5 separate regions of the Homo sapiens genome follow, and regions 1, 2, 3 and 5 are each linked to region 4. Evidence: chromatin loops called from intact Hi-C (ENCODE). Cell type or tissue: OCI-LY7. All regions are shown on one strand. Each heading gives the region's core, and the rest is flanking DNA. Links, peaks and the distances in the headings are about the cores only.

Region 1 (4,330 bases), core at 197-4,196, 190 kb after region 4:
GGTAAGTGCCACCCTATCCGCCCACTGGGGCCACCTAAAGACCTGCAGATGGCATGGGGTGCTTGAGTGACACTGCTGTCTCCTTAGGCTGCAGCCAAAATGGCCAGACCTACGGCAACGGGGAGACCTTCTCCCCAGATGCCTGCACCACCTGCCGCTGTCTGGTAAGCTCCCAGGACCTACCTGGATATCCCTCACCTGTCTGCCTCTCTCCAGCTACCTGTCACTGCAGCGTGGCACTCAAGATGTCGCATAATGGGCTCTGCCTGCCACTCCCACACCTTGCCACGGTGGCTTTCAGTTGATTCCGAGTAGGAAAAGGAGCTCAATGCCCACGGACACTGGGGGGTCCCCAAGCCACTCAATTCAGACCTGGCCAACAGTGGCATGGAGGGCAGAGAATGTATTAGGTTGGTGCAAAAGTAATTGCGGTTTTTGACATGACTTTTAATGGCAAAAACCGCAATTACTTTTGCACCAACTTAATAGTTGCTTGTCCTCCTATATCACCTCCCACTCTTCCACTGCCCATCTTCTACTTCGGAACCCCCTGGCCTGCCTATTCTCCCTCACCAGTTGCCACATCCACCTTCCCCCAGTCTTTCCTTCCTCCTTCCTCCCTGAGAAAGTCTTCGGTCTTCTTCCTAGGATCTCCCCTCTCTGGGGAATGTGCTGGCACCTGGAAGAGATGGTTTCCTAGGGTTAAGAGCATCAGGAGACGATGGGAGTGGGGGCGGGATGTCTCTTTTCTGCCTTTACACAGAGGGTAGCCCACATCCACAGAGCCAACTCATCCTCTTGCCCCTATGACATGTCCCAGCCTGGGCTGAGGTTTTACTTCCAGAGGCCCTGCCCTCCAGGAATCTGATGTCTGTGCAGCCACCTCAGTCTGCTCCCACAGGAAGGTACCATCACTTGCAACCAGAAGCCATGCCCAAGAGGACCCTGCCCTGAGCCAGGAGCATGCTGCCCGCACTGTAAGCCAGGTCAGCCTCCTGCCAGTCTCAGCCCCACCTCCTGCTTGCCTTCTCTGGCCCACAGACACAGCCTGCCACCTCAGTGAGTCTGGGACATGCCCAGGGGTGCCTACCCACTCACTCTGACAGTGGCCAGGGGAGTGCAGAACCCATGCACAAATCAGCAAATACTGGCTCTGGCCTGGGACTGAGCCAGAGACCATAGGGAAACAGGCACAAAATCTTTTTCCTGCCCTCAGGGAGCCTCCAATCTAGTTGAGAAGATAAGCTCATAGCCAAGCTACCACAAGATTGAAGACCCAATGAGCAGATTAAGAGGAGGTGTAGAAGGCAGTGCAGTGTGTATTTTGCCAGAGGAGGGCACAGGAGGCAGGGGAAGCCCGTCGAGGCTGGGCAGTCAGGGGGCCTTTACAGACAATGGGTCCTTTGAGCTGGGTCTTCATGGGAAAGTGGGGTTCCACCTGAAGGAGAGGGAGTACGTGAGGTTCCTCTGGGCACAAGGACAGGGTGGAGAGAGGTGGGTTGCAGGAAGTCCATGTGGGAAGGCCAGTGGGAACAGGCTGCTGTAAGCCTTGCAATTAGGACTTTTTTCTATGGGCAGTGGGGGGTATTGAAGGCTGAAGCAGCGTGTGGCATGGTCAAGGGGGCGCTTGAGGAATATTCACCTGGTGAGGGCTAGATGCAGACAGAGGCGTCGGGGCTGTGACAGCAGTTGTCTAGGCATGGAGCCAGGGATGGCAGTGGGCTGGAGAAAGGGGGATGTTTCTAAAGGACGGGCAGGAGCCGGTGACTGGCTGGGTCCCCTGGAATAGTGGAGGCCGAGCTTGGGACACTAGGATAGCAGTGGTGCTGGGGACATGAAGAGAGCTGGGAGGAAGAGGAGGTCATGGCTATGCAGGGGGGTGTTACTGGCTCATAAGGTGATAGTGTTGCCAGATTTAGCAAATGAAAGTCTAGAATGCTTTGTTAAATCTTAATTTCAATAAACGGCATGTAAGTTTTTAGTATAGGTATATCCTATGCAATATTTAGGACATTCTTATACTAAAATTGACGTCTTATTCTTCTGAAGTTCAAATTTTACTGGGCATCCTATATTTCATCTGGAAGCCCCTCCGAGAGAGGAGTCTCAGTTGGTAGTAAGAAAGGTGGGACAAGGACTCAGACCAGTTGGGTCTGGAAATGCAGCCTGGAGTGCTGGCTGGAGATGAGGACTAAAATCTTGGGGGTTGATGGATCTCAAAGAAAAGACACACAAAGAAAAGACCCCTGACCCCCGCTCCCCCAACACACACACACACACTCTTCAGGGCACGTGGTGCCTCAGGGCCACTGCTAGCCTATATGATGTCTTTGGTGAAATTTTAAAAGGCACCCTTTCCTCAAGACACTACTTCCATCTGTTGTAAAATAATGGAACCATGCTGATGATGTGCCTATCGGACACTTTACTGCCATCTGCTGGAAAGGGGTAGTAAATATCAAAGTCTCTGATGTCTGTCACGTGAATGGTGCCCCTTTAATGTGGCACCCAGTCCTTTGGGTCTCTTACTTGGGGGTCTGGGCCTGGTTTTCCAGGCTGCCCCAGGGCCACGGGGTTGGGGAAACATGGCATCCAGGGCCCTGTGTCATCTGCACCTGCCAGGTAAAGGAATCAGCCACCACCCACATCCCTGCTGCTGGGCAGACTGCCGGCCTGACCATGCCAAGCCCAAATGTGGGGGCTAGGCAGGGCTGCTACTGCCACTGCCCAGGCATCAGGGCTGAAGCCTGCTAGGCCTGCAGAGTAAGCCAGCTCTGGCAAAGGAGAGGGATGGAACAGGAAGGGACGAGGAGGGAGAGCAGGAGAGAGAGAAAGAGGGAGGATGGTGGGGGAAGGGAGGGCTGGCTCAGTGTCTGCCCTGCAGACAGGAGCCGTGCAGTGCCAGGGGCCCTCGTGTTCAGAGCTCAACTGCTTGGAGAGCTGCACCCCACCTGGGGAGTGCTGCCCCATCTGCCGGCCCGGTGACCTCCTGCCCTGTCCTGCCCTGCCCCGCCATCCCTTCAACCCCAAGGGTCCAGTACCTACTTGGGGTCATGCCTTACCTCAAGTGATGTCCACCCACCCTGCTGCCTGGTGACCCACTTGTCATCCTGCCAACCTTCCCAGGCTGTGATTATGAGGGGCAGCTTTATGAGGAGGGGGTCACCTTCCTGTCCAGCTCCAACCCTTGTCTACAGTGCACCTGCCTGGTGAGTCCACCTGTCCCCTCTGCCCAGGCCCTGCACCTCCCTGGACACCTGCCCTGCCCTGGGCCCTGCCTGCCACTCCTCCAGCCCCCTCACATGCCTCCCGAGAGGTGGAGCCAGCTAGGTTCTCCCTCCATCCCTGCCCTGTGCCCCCCTCCTCCGAGGGTGCCCAACACCCGCCCACCCAGCCCTCTGCGGGAGCCAGACCTGAAGCCTCACAGCCACTGGTGCATTACAGAGGAGCCGAGTTCGCTGCATGGCCCTGAAGTGCCCGCCTAGCCCCTGCCCAGAGCCAGTGCTGAGGCCTGGGCACTGCTGCCCAACCTGCCAAGGTGAGAGCCCCTGGCCCCTCCCTGGTAGAGCCACAGGTAGGTTGTCGTGCCATTTCTTGAATTCCAGAGCCCACCTTGCCGGCCTCCAGTGGGTTTGGTCCGTGGCGGAGCTGGAATGCCTGAGCTCAAATTCTGCCATTGCCACCTAGTGCTTGTGTGACTCTCTTCCTCAATTTCCCCATGTGTAAGGTGCAGATAATGATATTCCATGCCTCATAGTGCAGCTTAATAAATGTTTGCTTTCTACTTTGTGCTCCCCAATCATGAGACATGGGGTCAGCCCTCAGGGATGACCCCTAGAGTGTGACACTGAGTCATACACTAATGCAAAATCTTGTAACAGCCAAGGGCAGGAATAGAAGCAGGCACCAGCTAGTGTGCGAATTCAGAGGAAGGAGACCGAATCCAGCCTGGGCACAGGAGGGAAAGCGTCCTGGAGGCAGCTGGTCCCCAGGTGGCCCTTAAGGATAAAGAAAAGTTAGCTTGGTGAAGGGCTGAGGAAGGCAGTGAGCCTTCTAGGAAGAGGGGAGAAATCAAGCACAGGCGTGGCCCTGACACGGAGGGTGAGTGTGCAATGTTGGCTGGGAAGGTGTGAGAGGTGACGAGGGGCCAGAGATAGGTGGGGCACATGGGTGTGGCTATGCTCTGTCCACGGAAGACCAGAAAGGGCGGGCTAAGGAACTGAGGCCTCACCCTGCCTGGGGCACTGGGAGCCACTGGGGAATCTAGGCAGAGATCTGACCCCATCTAGTCTTGGCTCGGGAGAGAGCCCTCAGAGGGCATGTGGACAAG
Region 2 (4,330 bases), core at 243-4,242, 210 kb after region 4:
ATGGCCGCCTGTAGCCCTACCCCTTGCTTCAGCCCCTTGGCCCTGTGTCCCTCTGTCCACCCCACCTCCCTCCCCTCAGCCAGCTCTTCTCCCACCTCCCTGCCCCAACAACTGGCCCTTGCATACACCCTTGCCACCTTCAGCTTCTCCTACCTCTCCCTGTCCGGGACTGCCCAGACCATCCCTCTTCCAGGTGCTGGTTAGAGTTCCCTCAAAGCTGCCTGTCTTGGGCTGGGTGCAGCGGCTCACATTTGCAATCCCAGCACTTTGGGAGGCCAAGGTGGGAGGATCACTTGAACCCAGGAGTTTGAGGCTGCAGTGAGCTGCATTTGCACCACTGTGCTCCAGCCTGGGCAACAAAGAAGACTCTGTCTAAAAAATAAAACAAAAAGCTGCCCCTCTTCCTAACCACACCCCATTCATCATCATCATCATCATCACCACCATCATCATCATCATCAAGATACCTGACATTCAGTGAGCAGGTAGCATGTGCCAGGCCCTGAGCACTTTACGTGTATTATCTCATTTAATCAGCACAACAACTTACCAGATAAGCACTCTTAGTCCTCCTATTTTACAGACGAGAAAGTGGAGGTACAGAGAGGTAGAGAAGGTGGCAGAGTCAAGATGGACACTTGGACCATCTGGCTCTGAACTTGAGCCTTTCTTAGCCTGCCCACTGCCCCCTCGTCCCACACCCTGCGCAGTGTGGTGGTGTTTCTACAGAACCACAGAACTGTCATAGCATTTCACTTGCTCTGGGAGGGAGGCAGGACAGAGGAAATCCCCATTTAACAGATGAGGAGACTGAGGCCCGGAGAGACTGAGTTACCTTGGGCACATGGTTAGCGATGGAGCCATTCACCTGGTCCACATGCATTTATGACACAGCTGCTGCATGCCAGGTCTGTGGCCGGTGCGGGCTGCACTGGGCAGTGCCTGCTGCCTGGAGCTTGGTCTTGAGAGCAGGTAGGAACAGAACAGGATTAGAACCCAGGTGTTCTGAACCCCTCCCAGTGCCTTTCCCCTCCACAACAGACAGGAGTTCTGCCCCATCGCACCTTCCCGCCATATCCCTGCAAACTCACTCCTGGCGCCACGTGCCTAGCTGACCACTGAGGGTGGGGGCCAGGAGCAGATGTCCAGATCTCAACCTCCGAGCTCGTCCCTGCCCACTTTGCACCACAGGCTGCCTGGCTCATGGGGAAGAGCACCCCGAAGGCAGTAGATGGGTGCCCCCCGACAGTGCCTGCTCCTCCTGTGTGTGTCACGAGGGCGTCGTCACCTGTGCACGCATCCAGTGCATCAGCTCTTGCGCCCAGCCCCGCCAAGGGCCCCATGACTGCTGTCCTCAATGCTCTGGTACTGGAAGCCTGGGGCGGGAGGGGAAAGGCGAGGAGGGAGCCCTGGGCCCACACCTCCCTGCCGCTGCTGGGCCGGGTGGCAGAGACAGGCAGTTGGAGAAGTGGCCTCCGTCCTTGTGCACACTCCACTCCCTGGGATCAGGGGGAGGCTGGAGATAGAGGACTCCACCCCTGCCTCGCTGCCAGCCTGAAGGACCCCTGGTCCCGTTCTGCTCTCACTCCACCCCAAAGACTGTGAGCATGAGGGCCGGAAGTACGAGCCTGGGGAGAGCTTCCAGCCTGGGGCAGACCCCTGTGAAGTGTGCATCTGCGAGGTAGGTGAGGGCACAGTGGTGGGGCTGGGGCACCTCGTCGGGGGGGAGTGGGCAGCATGGGATGAGGCCCAGCCAAGCTGGTCACTGCATGGAGCAGGCACTCTGGGGGCCAAAGGAGTGTATCCCTGTGGCCAGGAGACAAGGCAGGGTTGGGGCCAACAGGGCCAGGAGGTCTGGGTTTAGACAAGGAGCGCAGGTTCCAAGTGTGCAGGAGGCCGTAGGTGGCCCCCCTGGCTGCAGTGCAGGGCGGGTGTGTATGGCCGGAGAGCCACCTGGGACGTGGCTAGGGGTCATATTGTGGAGATTCTATTTGCAAGGCCATGGAAGGGCTTGGAGCAGGCAAATGACATCACAGGTCAGGGTACTAAGCCATGGGCCTGGGGAGGAGGATGGCATGAGCCTGCCGGAGGATCAAAGGTCACATGAGGGCTCAGGCCCAAGTGACTTAAAGGAGAAGGAGACATCATCTCAGAGACTAGGGCATGGGGTGAGGAGCACGTCTAGAAGACACTGAGTCTCTCTTCAGCCTTGAGTTCAGGGCCCAAGACATGTCCCGGAAGAGGCTGCAGCAGGCAGAGGGAGGGGCCGGAAGTCCCGGCCAAGGGCAGCTCTGGGTTTTTGTGGCCCAGGACCCACCGCTGCTCACTCATTCTTGTAGCCACAGCCTGAGGGGCCTCCCAGCCTTCGCTGTCACCGGCGGCAGTGTCCCAGCCTGGTGGGCTGCCCCCCCAGCCAGCTCCTGCCCCCTGGGCCCCAGCACTGCTGTCCCACCTGTGCCGGTGAGTCCAGGGATGTGGGGGTAGATGAGATATGAGGTTAGGGCTGCCACCCCCTGCCGCCCTTCCTCACCAGTCCCAGCCCCAGATTCTTCCTGACTCCAGTGGACTGTTCTGGAACCCTATGCCTGGCCGGCGAGGGCTGCACCATCCCTAAGGGAACTGGGGAAGCTGACAGGAACCCTTTGCCTCTCCGCAGCTGGGTGCAGTTTGTGGAGCATCTTGGCCAGCAGGTGGCGCTGCAGGGCGACAGTTGTGCTGAGACGTGAGGCCCAGGCAGGCAGGGGGTAGCCCAGCCACAGGGGTGGGCGAGCTTTTTTTGTTGTCGTTGTTAGAGTAAAAATTTATTAAGATTGGGGGGAAAAGTAAAGAAACAGTTTTATTTTTATTACAAATATTGAAAGATGGCCAATTTCTGTCTCCTGGATTTAATAGTTGTTTACCTAACACAGCCATTTTACATTTGTTGTGGAGGGAATTTTTTTCTGTTTCTGGTCCTATACCAACACTGAAATGATAACCTACCTTTGCAATACAGGTGAACGTTATCCTTACATAGAAAAAACAGGCCGAGGTTGGTAGCTCACGCCTGTAATCCCAGCACTTTGGGAGGCCAAGGTGGGAGGATCACAAGGTCAAGAGATCGAGACCATCCTGGCCAACATGGTGAAACCCCGTCTCTACTAAAAATACAAAAATTAGCTGGGCATGATGGGGCATGCCTGTAGTCCCAGCTACTCGGGAGGCTGAGGCAGGAGGATAGCTTGAACCCGGGAGGCAGAGGTTGCAGTGAGCTGAGATGGTGCCACTACACTGCAACCTGGCAACAGAGCGAGATTCTGTCTCAAAAAAAAAAAAAGAAAGAAAAAACATACTTTTTTTTTTAATGATAATCCTATTTTCTCCAATTTGGTTTTTTTATTTGGGTTTTGGTTTTTTTGAGACGGAGTCTCGCTTTGTCGCACAGGCTGGAGTGCGGTGGCACAATCTCGGCTCACTGCAACCTCTGGATTCGAGGGATTCACCTGCCTCAGCCTCCCGAGTAGCTGGGATTATAGGCATGCGCCATCAAGCCTGGCTAATTTTTGTATTTTTAGTAGAGATGGGGTTTTAACATGTTGGCCAGGCTGGTCTCGAACTCCTGACCTCAGGTGATCCACCCGCCTCAGCCTCCGAAAGAGCTGGATTACAGGTGTGAGCCACCTCGCCGACTTTTCTGTTTTTTGTTTGTTTGTTTGTTTGTTTGTTTTTTATGGTGGTAAGACACTAAAATGTACAATCCTAACCATTTTTAAGTGTACAGTTTGTGGTATTAAATACGTTCATAATGCTGTGCAGTCATCCCTGGCATCCATCAGGGAGGGCTGCTCTGATCAACACTTGCTAGGGGGTGCTTCAGGGGAAGGGAAGAAGACTAACATTGATTAAGCACCTGTTCCATGCCACAGACTGTACTTGGTGCTCTTAATAAAGTCTCTCGCTTCATTTTCATAGTTACCCAGTGAGGGAAGTATTATTAATCTCTTTTTACAGATTAAGAAACTGAGGCTCAGAGAGGTGGATTAATCCAACCTAATAAGCACAGGCACTGAGTGCTGGCATCAGGATTCGAACCCGGGATGCCTGGCTGTGTGCTTCCCTGCGCAGTTGTAGCCACACTGTATTACAGATAGCGGGAGGGAGAGCAGGCCGCAGACTGGCCATTTTTAGTGACCTCAGGCTAAGGAAGCCATGGTTGGTCTGTTTCCAGTCACCTTGCACCCCCACCCGGCCCCAAATAATAGCCTAGCAAAGTTTCTTTTAAAACGTGTAAACTTGACTGAATTGAAGAGAAAGAGGACTTATCCTCCCTGGAGTCAAGGTGCTGGGATAT
Region 3 (4,297 bases), core at 1-4,000, 250 kb after region 4:
GGCGAAGTCATCCGCACATCCAGTTGGCCCTGACCGCCAGCCCCTCGTGTGTTCACAGAGAATGCTTGTTCCTGTCCCACAGCCACCTCTGCGTGGAGGGCAAGTGACACCATGAGGAGACTCCGGTCCACCCTACCCGAATACCCCTCACTCCCAGGGTGGCTCTTGCCCCACTTACTGCTATTAAGGCCCTGAACTTTGATTTTGCTGAGGTCCAGCGGGGGTGCCACATTCACCACAAAGGGGCTCTTGGGGACAGGGTCCCCGCCATAAGTCACTGTCACTGCCATGTTGCCCTGTTGGGTACAATGGTAGGTCAGAACTGGATATAAGGCAAGGTCCTACAACATCCTGGTGGTGAATATGGGCTCTGAAGCTCAGATCCACCATGAGAGTGAGGGCAGGAGGCAGGAAAGGCGTGGAGGATCCAGAACTGGTCCCATGGGACTGGAGGAGGGAGACCCAGGGCTCTGGCGGGCCGGCCGGGCGGTAGCATGGGAGGGGCAGAGCGCACCTGCTGGACAGCGGTGTACTTGACAGTGTAGGAGTAGTCATGGTTGTCTATGATCTCAAAGTCCCGCACAACCTCGCCCTTGGCTGTCCCTGCAAACTGCACATCCAGCTTGGCCTTGCCGGCTCCCTTGGTCAGCACCGTGAAGTGGGTGGGCTTCCCGACTTCCACACCTGAGGACCCACCCAGAGATGTGGTGAGGGCCTGGCAGCCACCTAACCCCAACCTCGAGCCAGTCCCAGCCCCTGCCCAGACACTCACCTGTGCGATTCAGCCCAGGGCCCTCGGCCTTGACTTTGCTGGCATCGTGGGATGGGTCCACCTTGATGTGGAAGGGGCTGGCGGGGATCTCCTGGATGTGGAGGAGGCTCAGTCAGGGCTCTCGAGGGGAACACACCCCTGCTCTCAGCTAGATGCTGGCTCAGGACACACCCAGGGGACCCAGCATGGACAGGGGCAGCCTCCAAAAGGGCCCCCTTTGCTTCCTCTGAGGCACCCTGCCTCACACAGGTAGGGCTCCACCATGTCTGCGGAATCATCCCTCCCTGTTCCCAGTGACAGCATCTCCAGCTGCCTTCTGGAGCTGGCAGGTGCATGTCGCTGTGAGTACCCAGGAGCTTAGGTACCTGGTTGGCAAACAGCACCATGATGGTGTAGCGGCCCGCCCCTGGTGGCGTGTACTTGACGGTGAAGGTGTCGTTGTCATTCTTGATGATGTCGAAGTCAATGTCAGCCTCTGCAGGGCCCACCACGCCTGGGGCGCACTTGATGCCGATGCTCACGTCGCCTGCAGAGAAGCGGGCACTGCTGTGAGTTGGGCTCAGCCCCCGACTCGACTCACCCCCGCCCCCTCCCAGACCCACCCCTTCCGGCTGGGCGCACCTTGCCCCGCCTCGCTGCAGTCCACCGTGAAGTAGGTGGGCTCATTGGCCTTGAGGCCTGTCTTCTCCACTCCGGGGCCGTACACCTTTACCCGCTCGGGGTGGCTGCCCTCGCCCACGTTCACCTGCGGGAGGGGTCGCAGCTCAGCGTGGTGCCCTCCCTCAAGGCTCATCCTCCTGCCCAGCGCACCCGGCCCAGCCTCAGTGGCACCAGCCCAAGCCTCAGTCCCAGCCTGAGCCCAGGGACAACAGGGACTCCAGCGAGGGTTCCGCCCTCCCTCAGGGACCCCTGGTGGTGGGCACGGGGCAGGCCGGGAGGACGCACCCGGAAGGGGCTCTTGGGCACGTTTACGCCTCCCCAGGAGATGATGATGGTGTGCTTAATGGGCTTGGTGGGCACGTAGGAGCAGCGGAAGGTGCCGTCGCCGTTGGGGATCACCTTGATGTCGATGGGACAGCCGTCGGCGTCCTGTGGGCATCACCCAAGCAAAGTTCATAGCTGTGGCCTCTGCAGAGCGCCCTCTGCTGGCCGCAGGTGAACCCAGCGCCTCCTTTCCCACCCCCAACACTGGCACTCCCGCCCCCACACCAGCCACTGAGGCCACCAGAGCCCAGGGCCACGTGCTCTGGCGGCCAGAGCCCACCCTGGGAGCCTGACTCAAGGCCATCTGTATGGCTTGCTCTCCCAGCCTAGGTTTCCTCAACTCTGAAATGTGTTGGACAGGAAGAGTGTGGGCTAAATTTATGTTCCTAAAACTGAATCATGAGCCTTTCAAAGAAGAATCACCCTCTTAGATCCTCAAGAATATGTTCATTAACCTCTAGGGGTCAATGGACACCAGTCTGAGAAACTGACTTGGGAAACCAGTGTCTTATTCAATGAAACAATCTTTCAATTACAAATTAGCACAAAAATGACTCTTTGGTAAAATACGTTTTTAGGTTATCATCGTTAAGAAAACACAAAATTTAAAATTTTCCATGGTACTGATGGGCCCATGAGTATCAGTCCTGCCTGATCTTCTGTGATGCTGTCATTTCCTGCTGGGAGGCCTCTGCCTCTGGCCTGGCCCTGCCTTCCAGGGTCCCTGCCATGGGTAGTAAGGGCAGCAGAGACTGGACAATGACCTACCTGGGCATAGAGCTTCAGGTCTCCCTTGCCAGCTGCACGAGCATCAATGGTGAACTCAGCGGGCTTGTCCACGATGCAGCCGGTAGGCTCCAGGCCAGGCCCAAAGGCCTTCACCTGTGCGGAGGGAAGAAGGCTGAGTTGGGGAGGGGAGGAGAACCAGCTTGCCCCACCCCCGGGGCAGGTGTGTGTGAGCTGGGACCACACCTTATCTGGGAAGCAGTCAGGTGGGGCGGGCAGGATGTGGGCAATGAAGGGTGAGTCTCGGATGTCCTCATCGTCACAGATGACGTGCACAGCGTACTCCCCAGGCTCCGTGGGCCAGTACCGCACATCGCAGGAGCCATCCCCCTTGTCGTCACATTCGATCTTGGCTTGTGAGGGCCCCTCGATGGAGAAGCCTGGGGCAAGGTGGGGGAGGGTCGGGGATCCAGCATCAGGCAAGACCCTTCCGTCCCCCAGCTCCCCTCTAGCTGCCCTCATGTCCTATCTCCCTGCTCACCCCAGCGCTCCCCAGCATGCGCACTGCACCCATTACCCACAGTGTCCCCTGCTGCCCTCCCCCGCAGCACTCCCTCCTCCTGCCCCCCAGCCACTTACCCAGTGTCCCCACCTCGGTGCCAATGGCTTCCACCACAAAATCGGCTGACTTGCCCACCTGGCCAGTCTCCAAACCAGGACCCCAGGCCCGGACCTTTTGCACTCCTGCCTCTGGGCTCACCTGTACCTCAAAGGGGCTGGGCAGAGAGGGAGCTGGTGTCCATGCCAGGAAGTGCCCCCCAAAGTCCCTCGCAGCCCAAACTCCATCTCCCCTCAAACTCCCTCGCAGCCCAGTGCCCCTCGTCCCTCCCTGTGATGGCCTAGACAGGACAGCATGGGGGGCGCAAGGTACTCACCTGCGAGGGATGGCGTAGCCGCCCCACGTGATGGTCACCACATACTTCCCAGGCACCACCGGGTAGTACTCGCACTCGAACACACCATCCCCAGCCTCCCGCACCTTCACTGGCTCCTCTGTGCCCTCTGAGGAGATGGGGGCAGGGTGGGGAAGAAGGCAGATCAATATCCTTGAAGTCCCAGCTCCTCAATCCCCTCAAGGAGCCATTGGGACCCCGACCCAGCCCGAGGGCAGTGCTGTAGTGAGCAGTGCTGCAACTCAGGGCAGGGAACACTTGTCATCCCTGTGCATAACACCCCGTATAGCACTTAGGGTGGAGAGAATCATTCCTGGCTTGTAGACCAAGAAACTGAGGCAGAGAGGAGACAATGAGCCTGAGATTCTGGGGTGCCTCTGGTCACTGTGGAGCTGTGGTGCTGGCTGTCACTGCCCTCTGGGAGTCAGAACCACTGGCCATACTTCCCTTATGATCCCCCAGCCCCACCCTCACGACCCTGGGCTCTGGCACTCACTTGGCCCCTTGACCGTGACCTTGAGCTCCCCGCTGCCGGCACCCTTGGTAAACACCTTGAAGTCAGCCACCTCTTTCACGCGAACACCCTTGGGCTGCAGGCCTCGCCCAGAGGCGCGGCAGGCGTTGGGGTTACAGGCTAGGGGAGGAAGAGAAAGGAGGTTGGGGGTGCTGAGGGGCCTTGGACCACTAGCCCCCACCTCCCTGTGCACAGTCCTTCTAACCCCTCCCAGGCACAGGCAGTGGCCCACGGCCCTGCTCTGGAGCCCTTTGTGTCCCCAGCACAACCGGGGCTGCCGGGCTGGAGCTGGCTACAGGCCCCAGATCAGGCAGGTTACAAGAAAGTTTCCGAGCCAGTGCCACTGGG
Region 4 (4,330 bases), core at 248-4,247:
GAAGTATATATACATTGTTGAATGCTTAATTCTAGCCAATTAAGTGCTTTACCTCACAGAGTTATGATTTTTGTAGTGACAGCACTTAACATCAAGTGTCTTAGCATTCTTCAAAGATAGAATATATCATCATTAACTACAGTCATCATGCTGTGTGACAGATCTCTTGAGCTTATTCCTCCTATCTAACTGTAATTAGGTGTGCTTTGGCAGACATCTCCCCAAACCTCCCCGTAAAACCCCAGCCTCTGGTAACCACCATTCTGCTCTCTGATTCAATGAGGTCAACTTGTTTAGATTCCACATATGAGTGAGATTATGAGGTATTTGTTTTTCTGTGTCTGGCTTATTTCAATTACCATAATGTCCTCCAGGTTCATCCACATGATTGAAAATGACAAGATTTTCTTTTCTTATGGCTGAATAATACTCCATTGTGTATATACACCACATTTTCTTTACCCATTCATTTGATTATGGACATTTTTAGGTTGATTTTTAATCTTGGCTATCATCAATAGTGCTGCAATAAACATGGAAGTTCAATAAATAAATAGGATTCATAATGCCTGTTGTTTTCTTATATCCATATATATAAATCATGTTTCTAGGTATATAAATGTCCCATTAATCCCTTTGATCACTCTAGAAAATGCTGTTTTTTCTTGAATACAAGAATGTTCAAAGAAGCACTCTTATAATAGCCCTAAACTATAAATATCCAAAATGTCTACCATGAATAAAATGGATACATTGTGGTATATTTCTACAATGGCATACTAGCACAATAGGAAAGAATGGTGTGCAACAACATAGATTAATTCACAGTGCTCAGCAAAAGGCATATATGTGAGTACATATTGTGTGATTCCTTCTATATGAAATTCAAAAGCAGATAAAATTAATCTATGATGTTAAAAATCATAATAGGAGTTACAGTGGGGGTGATTTGTGACTGGGAGGAACATGAAGGGGGGCATTAGGGAATGCTGGTAATGTTCTCTTTTTTGATCTGGAGGCTTAGTTACACAGGTGTACTCTGTGAAAATTATTTGAATGGTACATTTATGATTTGTGCATTTTTCAATTTTTGTTATAATTTGATTAATTTTTTTTTTTAGATGGAGTCTTGCTCTGTCACCCAGTCTGGAGTGCAGTGGTGCAATCTCTACCTGGTGCAACCTCTGCCTCCCGGATTTAAGCGATTTTCCTGCCTCAGCCTCTTGAGTAGCTGGGACTACAGGTGCACGCCACCATGCCCGGCTAATTTTTGTGTTTTTGGTAGAGATGGGGTTTCACCATGTTGGCCGGGCTGGTCTGGGACTCCTGATCTCAAGTGATCCACTCGCCTCAGCCTCCCAAAGTGCTGGGATTACAGGCCTGAACCACCACGGCCAGCCCATAATTTGATTATTATTTTTTTAAGTTAATTAACTAGCTGGGTGTGGTGGTACATGCCTGTAATCCCAGCTATTCGGGAGGCTGAGGCAAGAGAATCGCTTGAACCCTGGAGGCAGCGTTTGCAGTGAGCCAAGATCAGCACCACTGCACTCCCACCTGGGTGACAGAGTGAGACTCCATCTCAAAAAAATAGGCCTGGCGCGGTGGCTCATGCCTGTAATCCCAGCACTTTGGGAGGCTGAGGCTGGTGGATCACAAGGTCAGGAGATCGAGACTATCCTGGCTAACATGGTGAAACCCCGTCTCTACTAAAAACACAAAAAATTAGCCGGGCGTGGTGGCACTCCCCTGTAGTCTCAGCTACTCGAGAGGCTGAGGCAGGAGAATCGCTTGAACCCGGAAGGTGGAGGTTGTAGTGAGCCAAGATCGAGCCACTGCACTCCAGCCTGGGCGACAGAGGGAGACTCCATCTCAAAATTAAATTAAATTAAAAGTTAATTAACTAGCCAGACTAGTTACACTACTGTACACTAGGTACACTAGTGTGTACCTGTAATCCTAGCTACTTGGGAGGCCGAGGTGGGAGGACTGCTTGAGCCCAGGAGTTCAAGTCCAGCCTGGGCAACACACTGAGACCCCTGTCTCTTAAAAAAAAAAAAACAGTTGATGAAACAAAAATAATTGTTTAGCGGCCTTGTGCCGCTTTGGTCATATGTTTTGCTCTCTCTTCTTGTGACCAAGCCCTGGCAAGTTTAAGACTCTATTTGTGACCACAAAGCTAAGGGGTCCTTACAGGGGTGAAGGTTATGATCTCAGCTCCAAGATAACTGGTCCTGGAACCTAAACCAAGGGTGTGGGCAGGCCTACCCTTTTGCAAAATACTAGAAAGGCATTTGTAATTTTTTTTCAGTTTTTTTTTGTTGTTGTTGTTTGTTTGTTGTTTTTTCCATTTTTTTCTTCTCATTCTGGAAGAGGAAGAGAAGTGAGAAAAGGCAGTGAGAGTGGCTTACATAAGATGAAGTTTGTGAAAACACCTTGTAAACTGCAGGTTTTCTCATTACAAAGCAGTTTTTAATAGTGGGCAACGATAAGTGGGAGAACTGGGTTTGGGAAGCAGAAAGGGTGAGGAAAAAGAGAAAAAGTCATAATGAAGAGCGTCCCTCTGGTGATACCTTTTTTCCCTCCTTGCACCTGCCTTGGATCCAAGAAGAGCTTCCGGTCTTTGTTACAGTCAGCCCCTGGCGTCTGTTCCCCTAGCCAGGCGGAGTCCCGCTTTCTACCGCAAGAGGGCGATATGGCCACACTGAGCTGGGACCCAATTGCAGAATTGAGAGGAGTCGCTGTGGCCTGGGTTTAATCTGGCTTTGAGGGCTAGACCCCCGACTGGCCAAACCCTCCTCTGTCCCCTCCTGCCCCAAGCCAAGCTATGGAGAAACTGTGGAGCAGAAGAGCAGGGAGGCATTTCGCAAGTTGCATTTCATCTCTGGCGCATTGAAATTTAGGGCATGGGGTTGGGAAATTTGAGGGTGTTTTTTTTTCTTCCTGTGGTCTCATGGAGAATAAAATGTGCATTGCCTCTGCAAAGAGCTTGAAGACCAGGGCCAGGAATCAAAGTCCTTCTGGACCAGGGTCACGGGGGCTTTCAAAAGTGGAATGCTGGCCGGGCACGGTGGCTCACATCCGTAATCTCAGCACTTTGGGAGGTCGAGGCAGGCCGATTACTTGAGGTCAGGAGTTCAAGACCAGCCTGGCCAACATGGGGAAACCCTGTCTCTACTAAAAATACAAAAATTGGCCAGGCGTGGTGGTGGGTGCCCGTAATCCCAGTTACTCGGGAGGCTGAGGCAGGAGAATCGCTTGAACCTGGGAGGTGGAGGTTGCAGTGAGCAAAGATCCCACCACTGCACTCCAGCCTGGGCGACAGAGCGAGACTCCTTCTCAAAAAAAAGAAAAGAAAAGAAAAGAAAAGAAAAAAGAAATAAAGTAGAATATTGACACAATAGGCTTTTTAAAAAAACAAAATTTTCCCCACTGTTGAATGGTTTTCTCCTTCACTTTTCCTTTCCCAATGCTGCAGCCCACTTCTCTTCAACAACCTCACCTGAATCACACACATCAGAGCCAGAAGGGACCTAAAAGACCATTTGCTCCTGTGCTGCTCAAATTGTGCCCAATTGTCACTAGCACCAGAATCAGCTGTGCTTGTTAAAATGCAGATTCCAGGACCCTGACTCAGACGCCACTGGGTGGGTCAGAAACCTACATTTTAAATGGGCACGCACCCTCCTCCAGTATATACATGTGGTTATCCATGCGCACTAAATTTTGAGAAGTTCTTTAGTTCAGCTCTTTCCATTTACAAGGGAGGAACAAATCTCAGAGGTCAAGTGTCATGCCCAAGGTTATCCGGCAGAGTGGCAGCATCACTAGGACTGAAATCAAGACCCTGTACCCTGACCTCACATCAGGGTAAGTTTTTACTCCACGTTTCTGAGAGCCCTAGAGTTTTGAAGAGGTGCTTCAGAGGTTCTGCAAATATTTAATTGCAAAGTGACCTGTTTAAAAGAAAACAGAAATTTGGCATTTGCAACTTCTTATTATGTGAATCAGGATTTTAAAAAACCTTGTGGTTGCAAGGATCAGCCATCATGTTCATTTAATGTTATTGAGATCACTGCAAAAGTCCTACCTTTATTACTGGCTGACTTAGATAAAATAAACGGTTGAAATGCCACTTTTATTTATCTATTGGAATTCTTTTTAAAGTTTCATACGACAAAGCAATTCTACTGCTCTATATAAAATGTATTGGGCAATCACTAACTCTGCGAGCACAGTGTTAAGCACTGTGGAAATAAACAAAAACCACCCAAGTGAGAAGAAACAGAAGCTGTTTATTCAGCGCTTGCTTTAGCCAGGGTCTCAGCCA
Region 5 (4,330 bases), core at 126-4,125, 83 kb after region 4:
GGCTCATGCCTGTAATCCCAGCACTTTGGGAGGCCAAGGCTGGCAGATCACAAGGTCAGGAGCTCGAGACCATCCTGGCCAACATGGTGAAACCCCGTCTCTACTAAAAACACAAAAATTAGCTGGGCGTGGTGGCATGCAGCTGTAGTCCCAGCTACTCGGGAGGCCAAGGCAGGAGAATTGCTTGAACCCGGGAGGCAGAGGTTGCAGTGGGCCGAGATGGCACCACTGCACTCCAGCCTGAGCGACAGAGTGAGACTCCATCTCAACAAAAAGAAAAAACAAAAAAAGATACTTTTTACAAAGAATATCCAATCTGTAACTATGCCTTGTATCAGGTTCTTAGTCACAGTCCCACATTCTGTTCCTTGTTTAAAATAACATGACTTGTTGAAGAGATTGTACCAGTCATTTTATAGAATTATCTTACCTTTATGATTTTCTGATTGCCTCTCCTTCGTTTCCTTTAGCATGTTTTTCTTTTCTCTGTATTTCCTCTAATTGGAAGTTGTATCTAAAACAGCCCTTCTCAGTAGGGGTTCCTCAAGAGAATTAAGCCTAAAGCTATTCGTTATATGTAATGAATTCTTTCCTCTACATTAATAATGGTTCTAGCTATATACCGCCCTTAGGATAATTAAGAAGATGGGCACTCAGATAATTTTCTGAAGGGCTTAATTCTATACAATTTTTTTTTTTTGTAGATATAGAGCTTCTCTATGGTCTCAAACCTGGTCTCAAGTGATCCTCTCTCCTTGGCCTCCCTTAATGATGAGATTACAAACGTGAACCACCACACCCAACCTATAGGATATAATTCTTTCCTAGAATCCTGATTGAGAAAAACTGAGAGGCTTAGAGGATTAGTTTTTTAAAGTTAAATATTTTGGGCTAGAATATATCATAGGTACTTGATGCTATGTCTTAGTATATATACAGCGTTCAGTTGACCTTCTATTAGTGATGCTAGGGTTGACCACTGGATTAAGATGAAAGTCTGTTCCTTCCATTTTTAAAGTTCACTTTCCTCCTTTGTAATATAATGTAGTTTGTGTGATGGTAGCTTGTTAGTTTATGAATGTTCAATTCCCTATCAGACTTTAGCCTAATTGTTTTACATTCCAGTAGATAATCCCTACCTTAATCAATAATTTCATTATGGGCCAGGCAATGTGGTTTATGCTTATAATTCCAGCACGTTGGAAGGCTGAGGTGGGACGGTTGCTTGATGTCAGGCATTCAAGACCAGCCTGGGCAACATAGCAAGAGCCTGTCTCAAAAAAAAAATAATACATTAACCAAGCATGTTGGCATGCACCTGTAGTCCCAGCTACTCAAGAGGCTGAGGCAGGAAGGATCACTTGACCCCAGGAGTTCAAGGTGGCAGTGAGCCACGATTGTGCCAGTGCACTCCAGTCTGGGCAACAGAACAAGACTGTCTCTAAAAATAATAATAATTTCATCATGGGTTGCAAAATGATATTTGACTATTTCTGTTATTTCTTGTACATATAAGTTGGCATTCTTATGAGCTCCTACTAGAAAGGTAGGATAAATCTTAATTCTTTTCAAAATGAGGATTTATTTTAAAGCTGCCTTGAATTTTTTTTTTTCTGGCTTTGTCTTTTTGAAGTATGATGGACTCATGTTCATTTAGGTCCAACCAGGTGTCTCCTTTCCAAGTTTCAGAATCCCATTCTTTACCAGTCAGTTTCCTAACTTTCACATGAGAAGTGTGGAGGGACTGTAAATTCACCTGTTGTTTGTAATTCAGCAAGTCACACAACTAAGTTTGGTATACGAGTTTCAGCAGTACTAACTTTGTAGCTACAAAAAGTAAGAGCTGCTTTTAGACTGGGCGTGAAAGCTGTGGTGCTCAGACTGTGGCCTGAGGTGAGAGTTAATGGACTTGAATTTGTCATTTTCTTTTTGTAAGCACTTGTGAATTTAAAATAATCCCATCCACATGTATTTTGTGTCATGGTTACTGCCACAGCAGTCAACTACAGCAGCCACTTGGGCATTCAAGGCACGTGCCTGACTTAGCACATCATGACAATCAATCACAGGTGATATTTTGAGGAACTGTGATGCAGTCTGAAAAATATATTTCCTGTGGTGCTTAAAAATGTCTCTAATTTTGTCATGTAGCTTGTCATGTTATAGAACCCAGGGGATGAAATTAGTCCAAAATGGCCAAGAAAAAAATAGGCATGTGGCTGTAATGCCAGGTTCCAAACCCCTCTTAAGACCTTTTCTCATTTAGTTTCCTGCACACTCTCCTTTAATGATTACATTCTGTCCTATTTCTTGTTAGTATTATACTTTTGTGGTCTGTCCTAATGGACCCATTCCTAAACATGGTGTTGAACTTTTTGAAGTTTTAAACGTGTTTCTGCTTGCTCTCATAGCTAAACTGAACCTGTGCTTCTAACATTTTTGTCTCTTCACTTTCTATTTTGTTAATCTAAGATCTCAATTCTTATTTATCCCTGCTATCTTTTTACTGGTGAGCTCTTCTGGACTCTGTGGCATTTATCTTGAAGCTTTTGAGGACTTTAAGAGGCAGATTTTTAACATAGCATAGCTCTCAAAGAGGAACAGAAGATAACTGTTAGTTCTGATGTTTTAGAATGTATGTTTGATTTAATTTGCAGAATTTCATCTTTTCAAAGAGATTAGTTTTAGAAACAGGTTTTTTTCAGAATTTGGTCTTTCAGTTTGAGTCAATAGTTAGAATGTACAAGCAAATCCTTCCACTTGTACACATCATGTCTTATTAAAATTGAAATATCATTCAGGAAGTCTAAAGGCCAAGTGATTATGTAATGAGTTTATATCAACAGCATCAAAGATTCAATTGAGAGTTTGAGACAGGTTGAGGGGGAGAGAGAATGAGTATCAGCTCTTAAAGAGAAATCTCTCAGTGGCTCCAGTTCATGTTAAGGGAACTTAGTTACTCCGTTCATTTTGCTACTTTCAGCCTTGAACCGTATTAAATTAAGTGCTCCTGTGCATTTATTAGTTTACGTATTACATATTTAAATATATTGCATATATTAGTGTCATAGTCTTTTCTAAAAATTCTGGCCATTTTAGTGCCTGGCATCCCTGAATATTTTCTTTCTGAGTTTCAGGGGAACAAAGAAAGTCTTGAGTAAAAAATATCTAGAAGAACTTAATGGGGCCAGAACCATATTTGTGACATTTTCTTATCTCATCTAGTGTGTTTTCTGGTGACTTTTAAAGTGTTGTTTTATTTTTTAATTTTTTTGTAGAGACAGGGTCTTAACTTTGTTGCTCAGATTAGTCTAGAACTCCTGGGCTCAAGCGATCCTCCCACCTCAGCCTCCCAAAGTGCTGGGATTACAGGTGTGAGCCACTGCACGCAGGCTCTGATGACTTTTTACAAATACTTTCCCCTCTAAAGCAAGGGCTCTTAGTTCTTTCCTTTCCTGCCATTCTTCCTTCTTTTTTTTTTAGACAGAGTCTTGCTCTGTCGCCCAGGCTGGAGTACCATGGCGCAATCTCAGCTCACTGCAACCTCTGCATCCCAGATTCAAGCAGTTCTCCTGCCCCAGCCTCCTGAGTAGCTGGGATTACAGGTGCGTGCCACCACACCTGGCTAATTTTTGTATTTTTAGTAGAGACGGGGTTTCACCATGTTGGTTAGGCTGGTCTCAAACTCCTGACCTTGTGATCCACCCACCTCAGCCTCTCAAAGTGCTGGGATTACAGCCGTGAGCCACCACACCCGGCCCCTGCCATTCTTCCTTCTATAAATACTTGGATATTTACTCTGTGCCTCTTGTGGCTTTAGATAGTGACAGATGTCTCAGAAGTCTATATCCTAGACATAAACTTATGTGTATACTCATAGTTACGTGGTTAATTTCTCTGCAAGTTAGCTGCAACTCCACCTTTTTCCAACAAGCATATATAATGCAATATGCACAATAAATGAAAATGAGCGGAAGTGAGTCTGCATTTAGTTAGCAATCAAGTTCTGATGTTATTCATTACAAATGATGTATACTTCAAGCTGACATGCTTAAAACTAGTAAAATAGTTGGTTCATGTGTGATAGATGATTCTGTTTCCCCATGCTGTTAATATTTCATGGCTTTCTTTGGTAATACACGAATCATTATCCAGGTAAATTAGTATATAGCTAGTTACACTGATAATAATGTATAATATTAGTAAGATAGATTATTGTTGCAGTCTGCCTAACTTTACAGGCTTTTGAAATATAGGAAGTCCTTGATATTAATCATATCTTTGTTCTATGTATGTAAGCAAGTTTGGGAGGTAGCTATCGTGTAATGGT

What was found. Hi-C counts contacts between places; a loop is a spot of excess contacts. Peaks named below come from ENCODE experiments on the same cell type or tissue, not always from the same donor. Only the 100,000 strongest peaks of a DNase experiment are listed, where the experiment ranks them.
Region 1: it touches region 4 in a loop (10-fold over the local background); 93 of 110 quality-filtered maps call a loop at or near these places.
Region 2: it touches region 4 in a loop (7-fold over the local background); 6 of 110 quality-filtered maps call a loop at or near these places.
Region 3: a loop joins it to region 4, with 7 times the contacts of the local background. A loop is called at or near these places in 6 of 110 quality-filtered maps.
Region 5: a loop joins it to region 4, with 2.8 times the contacts of the local background. A loop is called at or near these places in 11 of 110 quality-filtered maps.

What each region holds. Positions count from the first base shown.
Region 1 is chr7:128,902,935-128,907,264 of GRCh38, reverse strand. KCP (kielin cysteine rich BMP regulator) reads left to right here. Exons shown (of 40, transcript NM_001366122.1): 3 at 1; 4 at 88-164; 5 at 902-986; 6 at 3,127-3,209; 7 at 3,445-3,538. Among named protein-coding and RNA genes, the nearest start is that of KCP, 5.6 kb to the left of the region's middle. RefSeq lists enhancers at 2,402-2,906, 2,907-3,412. In OCI-LY7, for the core only: CTCF peaks have their summits at 2,223 and 2,425 (motif pointing left); a DNase peak (open chromatin) is centred at 2,434.
Region 2 is chr7:128,882,132-128,886,461 of GRCh38, reverse strand. It overlaps KCP (kielin cysteine rich BMP regulator), which reads left to right. Exons shown (of 40, transcript NM_001366122.1): 27 at 1,192-1,365; 28 at 1,599-1,681; 29 at 2,340-2,460. Among named protein-coding and RNA genes, the nearest start is that of SPMIP1, 18 kb to the right of the region's middle. RefSeq lists enhancers at 1,144-1,743, 1,968-2,227, 2,678-2,787 and a silencer at 2,533-2,827. In OCI-LY7, for the core only: CTCF peaks have their summits at 2,481 (motif pointing left) and 2,686 (motif pointing right); DNase peaks (open chromatin) are centred at 2,251 and 2,691; H3K4me3 peaks cover 589 bases; H3K27ac peaks cover 554 bases.
Region 3 is chr7:128,839,795-128,844,091 of GRCh38, reverse strand. FLNC (filamin C) reads right to left here. Exons shown (of 48, transcript NM_001458.5): 9 at 3,932-4,069; 10 at 3,418-3,544; 11 at 3,122-3,258; 12 at 2,729-2,922; 13 at 2,525-2,638; 14 at 1,718-1,861; 15 at 1,394-1,517; 16 at 1,138-1,298; 17 at 773-863; 18 at 515-684; 19 at 179-296; 20 at 1-88. Among named protein-coding and RNA genes, the nearest start is that of FLNC, 12 kb to the right of the region's middle. RefSeq lists an enhancer at 1,149-1,653 and a silencer at 1,830-1,879. In OCI-LY7, for the core only: CTCF peaks have their summits at 1,714 (motif pointing left) and 1,913 (motif pointing left); a DNase peak (open chromatin) is centred at 1,941.
Region 4 is chr7:129,090,038-129,094,367 of GRCh38, reverse strand. It overlaps the pseudogene LOC112267982. Among named protein-coding and RNA genes, the nearest start is that of TNPO3, 37 kb to the right of the region's middle. In OCI-LY7, for the core only: CTCF peaks have their summits at 2,468 and 2,675 (motif pointing right); a DNase peak (open chromatin) is centred at 2,677; H3K27ac peaks cover 469 bases.
Region 5 is chr7:129,007,299-129,011,628 of GRCh38, reverse strand. All of the region lies in intron 4 of TNPO3 (transportin 3), which reads left to right. Among named protein-coding and RNA genes, the nearest start is that of TNPO3, 46 kb to the left of the region's middle. In OCI-LY7, for the core only: no CTCF peak of the experiment used is centred there; DNase peaks (open chromatin) are centred at 2,048 and 2,888; H3K4me3 peaks cover 2,524 bases; H3K27ac peaks cover 4,000 bases.